Regions from separate parts of the Homo sapiens genome. Here region 1 is linked to region 2. A link is an interaction called in ENCODE POLR2A ChIA-PET data of the cell type or tissue named here. Cell type or tissue: OCI-LY7. All regions are shown on one strand.

The links. Peaks named below come from ENCODE experiments on the same cell type or tissue, not always from the same donor. Only the 100,000 strongest peaks of a DNase experiment are listed, where the experiment ranks them.
Region 1: POLR2A ChIA-PET joins it to region 2 with 5 read pairs; 2 of 35 experiments call an interaction of 5 or more read pairs at or near these places.

Annotation. Positions count from the first base shown.
Region 1 is chr17:39,855,487-39,857,986 of GRCh38, reverse strand. The region is part of intron 1 of IKZF3 (IKAROS family zinc finger 3); the gene reads left to right. Among named protein-coding and RNA genes, the nearest start is that of IKZF3, 7.6 kb to the left of the region's middle. In OCI-LY7, no CTCF peak of the experiment used is centred here; no DNase peak of the experiment used is centred here; H3K27ac peaks cover 275 bases.
Region 2 is chr17:39,535,781-39,538,280 of GRCh38, reverse strand. It overlaps a transcript of CDK12 not described here. Among named protein-coding and RNA genes, the nearest start is that of NEUROD2, 71 kb to the left of the region's middle. In OCI-LY7, no CTCF peak of the experiment used is centred here; no DNase peak of the experiment used is centred here.

The DNA.
Region 1 (2,500 bases), 320 kb before region 2:
CTCTCTCTCTTTTTTTTTTTTTTTAATTTTTGAGATGAGGTCTCTCTACATTGCAGGCTGGTCTCAAACTCCTGGGCTCAAGCGATCCTCCCACCTCATCCTCTTGAGTAGCTGGGACTAGAGGCATGTGCCACCATGCGTAGCTGGGGATCTTTTTATAATCGGTGGTAACTAGTACCCAACCCAGTCCCCAGCACATAGTAGGCCTGTAGTCATATTTGTTTAATAAATTAATGAATGAGTTGCCTGTGTGTTTGATCATTTGACTCTTTTCTTGCCCAGCTTTTATAGTAAAGGGGGGAAGGAAAATAGAGACATTGAAATTGGTAAATTTTGCTGGCTAATTTGTTAAAGGTACTGTTAAAGGTTTGGTAGAAGAGATTGAAGTATTGGCTAAATCCAATGCGTGAATACGGCCATTTTTCTAATCCATGCCCCCCACAAAATACAATGCCTTCTAACTTTTGGCTTTATTTAATAATTTTGGTACATTTTTTATTTCAGTGAAGCACTGCAGTTTCCACTATAAACCTTTTCTTCACAATAGATGTTTTGATTCTTAAAATTGTTGAACATCACTTAATTTGAATACTCTATCACAGCAACATCAGTTCATTTAAGAAGTAATGTATATTAGAGAGACTATTAATTTACCAGAATATTTGGCACATCAGAACAATTTCCTCTAGGAGTTTGTGGATATGAGAAAAAGATCACTCTCACAAACCTATAACATTTTTATGGATATGGAATTACATCATAACTGATGGAAAATATTGTCCAGTATGAAAACTGGAAGTAACTAATTTTTATAATATATAACAACTAGTCATTTTTGCTGTCATCTACCTCTATCTCTTAGTTAAGAAATCCCTTGACCTAGACTGCTAAAAATCACTAATAGTTGATTTATATGCTTACATACAGTGTAGGCAGTTCCACAAAGGTGCTTCACGGGCTAACTTGATTTAAATTTCATTTGAATTTCACATAAAATTCCAGACTTTAAAGTATTGAAGATGATCAGTGTATAAATTTATCCTCTGACCTCAAAATGAGGCTTTTTTTTCCAAATATTAAAATTTTATAAACATGATGAGTAAAATCATGGTGCTGCTGGTCTTTTTTCTCCTGTGCATATTTTCTCATGTAAAATTATTATTATTATTATTATTATTTTGAGATGGAGTCTCGCTCTTGTTGCCCAGGCTGGAGTGCAGTGGTGCAATCTTGGCTCATTGCAACCTCTGCCTCCCAGGTTCAAGCAATTCTCCTGCCTCAGCCTCCCGAGCAGCTGGGATTACAGGCTCCCGCTACCACGCCCGGCTAATTTTTGTATTTTTAGTAGAGACAGTATTTCACCATGTTGGCCAGGCTGATCTCGAACTCCTGATCTCAGATGATCCGCCCGCCTTGGCATCCCAAAGTGTTGGGATTACAGGCATGAGCCACCACGCTGTAAAAGTTATTTAAGTAAGAATATTATTAACAGTTTGTGACCAGCTGGCCAACATGGTGAAACCTTATCTCTACTAAAAATATGAAAATTAGCTGGGTGTGGTGGCACGTGCCACCACCAGCAAGGCAGGAGAATTGCTTGAACCTGCGAGGCCGAGGTTGCAGTGAGTGGAGATTGCACCACTGCACTCCAACCTGGGTGACAGAGCCAGACTCCGTCTCAAAAAAATAAATAAATAAAAAAGAATATTACTAACTGTCTTATTCCCTGTACTTTATTAAGTGCCTGTAAAGGCTAAGGCTCAGCTGCTTGGGACATGCTTCTGTCACAGTATAGTAATCAACTACTCACTAACAAAGACATGTAACATGTAACCTTACAAGCATTTAAAAGAGTTATTATATACATGTTATATTGTACATATACAATATACATGTTATATTGTACATATACAATATACATGTTATATTGTACATATACAATATACATGTTATATTGTACATATACAATATACATGTTATATTGTACATATACAATATACATGTTATATTGTACATATACAATATACATTGTATATTATAATACATGTTACATCATCATCGTATATTATAAATCTTAAATACTTATAATAAAGTTGGGGCATTTCTTGTTTGATTTTTATGTTCAGAATGAAATAAAATGAATGTTAAATATTTTTGTGATTCAACTTTGAAGCAAAGATTACTTATCATCCTTTCTCAAGTTTCTGGGAGTAGTTTAATTAAAAACTGTTCTGAAATAATAAGGTGAAGCACTCCTGCCTCAGCCTCCTGAGTAGCTGGGATTACAGGCATGTGCCAATACTGCCCGACTAATTTTTCAGATTTGAATTAGTAGGGCTAGGAGACCAGAATGCACAAACAAGTAACAGCTTCTAAGTGTGCCAAGCCAATAGCATAGTATGCACATCTCAATAAAAGGAATTTGGAGATTCTCAAAGGACTCTATAGATATCCATTGCAAACATCAATGACCTAGTATGGACTTAGTTGCCCCAGACCT
Region 2 (2,500 bases):
TGACTTAGCATACCTAAAACCACTTGCAGGAGTTTTGAAATTCAAACAATACAAATAACTGTTTAATGTGATGCATCCATGTCATTCCTCCTTATTCTTGAATTACTCTCTTGAACTATGTAGATAACAGTGTTAAGTAAATGTCCTTACATATTGCTTAACATATTTGCCCATCTTTTCTAGTTTCCCTACAGAAAATGTCTTCATAGTATCCTAGGGGTTCTTGGCCCATCCTCCAACCCTAAAGGTAAGACTACTGTAATTAAGGGGAATTCTTTACTCAGTATTGGTGCTTTAATGGGGTCTTCCTGAAATGAACTGTGAATCTCTAAGAAAATTATCCTATAAATTTCACTAACTCAACCATAATTTTTCCTTCCATCCTGTATCCCTCTCTTCTTTATAAGCAATTATATCCAAGCTGGGCGCGGTGGCTCACTTTGGGAGGCCGAGCACTTTGGGAGGCCGAGGCGGGTGGATCACAAGGTCAGGAGTTCAAGACCAGCCTGGCCAGCATGGTGAAACCCTGTCACTACTAAAAATACAAAAAATTAGCTGGGCATGGTGGCACGCACCTGTAATCCCAGCTACTTGGGAGGCTGAGACAGGAGAATTGCTGGAACCTGGGAGGTGGAGGCTGCAGTGAGCCGAGATCACACCACTGCACTCCAAGAAGAGCAAGTCCATCTCAAAAATAAATAAATAAATAAATAAATAAATAAATAAATAAATAAAAATAAGGAATTATACCCCAAGTCTCTTTCTGCAGCCCAGCTACCAGACTCTTCTAGTTCTCCCTTCTTACCCTTATTTCCACCTCTTATATTGCTTCATTTTCTGAGACTTTTGGTCCCCTAACAGAAATTATAAATATTAACACTAGTATAAGGCCAAACTAAAAAGTTCCAGACTTTAAAAAAGGGACCAGGCTACTAAGCTTTCTTTAGGTCTTTGAATTCAGCCTGTTTTCTCCAGGTCCAAATGCATTCAAAATTGCATTAGCCTTGGTGAGGAGGGTCATCTACAAGCTGATCCTCACCAAGGGTGTCCCTCATTAGGCACTATTGTAGTTCTGAGACTGAGGAGGGAGAAGGATCCCCTCCTAGAGAGTCCATCAGATAGGCCCCTTAGGTAGAGAAAAGACATCCTCCAAGACTCAGACTTTGTTCTTTACTTAGCTCTGACTGCTATATGGTGGACTTCTTAAAGGTTTCTTCATGCTGCCTCCCTCAGGGTTGGTTTGGCCTGGATAAAATGCCCTTCATTCCTTTAGAGCTGTCAATACTATCTGTAGTTTACAAACATGCCAGAGCAAGATATCAAAAAGTCCATCCATTTACAGGTCCTAGAGAACCTGGGTCTAAGTAAATTTATTTCATGGCTATACCTTCTTATTCCACAGAAGTATGCTGTAGCTGAAGGTTGCAAATTGAGAATGGTCCACTAACAAACTACCCACTTAGAGGGTATGAAAGACAAACTCAGTATCAGTCTCTTTCTCTCAGCCTTGGAGTACTAATTTTTTGAGATAAGAGATATGAGAGAAATCCAGTGGTCAAAGTGTTTTGGCACCCCAGTGATTAATCACCAGGACATTAAAGCAACTCTTATCTGCTTTCTCTTAGATACCAGAGAGCCCTCTTCTCACCAAGCTTTACTTCCCACAGACACCATCTGCAACTGAGCTTAGAAATGTCATCAGCAAAAGCAACAATCTCAGGATATGGAAGAAGAGGATAAAAAGGTGAAGGTTGAAAGAGGGGAAGCAGGAAGACAGAAAGATGACTCCCTGCCTTTCCTGGCCAGGGTACAAAATAATCTTTTGTACCCTACATAACACAAATGAAAAGCTCCTTTCATAGCTCCTAGCAATAAGAAAGTATGGTTAGTTTACTTTCTCCTTCACTTTCCACTACAGTAGGTTGAGGATCCAGATAGACATTTGTCTTCTGAATTGACTCTCATTACCTTTCAAAACAATGAAATAGCAGTAACTCTAAATACCTGGTAGGGTTAAGCAATCAATACCGATGGTAGGCCTAAATTATTCCAGTTGAATGGTGAGTGGGGAGAAAGAGAAATAGGGAAAAGAAGTGGGTGGATAGGAGATGGAGAGACAGTTGCGTACAGTAAGGAGTACCACCAGTAATTCCTTCAGGTGTCGTACTCCCCCAGTCTTTCAACTCTGGCTTGGAGTAATCTCCTACTTGAGAGAATTCCTAATTAGGAACACTGGAGGTGTTCCTACAGATAAGAACTGTCACACCTGGACAGTAAAATTAACCAAAGTGTCCAGGAATGCTCACCTTGCCTCTCAGGACAACCAGAAGACTCAGCAGTTCCACCTCTCCCTTGGAATGGTTGAGTGCTTCCTCCCTTGAGGAATTCCCCATTCCCATTCCACTTAGCCCTTATGGATGATTAGGATATGAAAAGTCACTCCATAGTTAAAAAACAGTCAAGCTATGAGGCAATCTTTAATAACAATGGAAATCCCAAG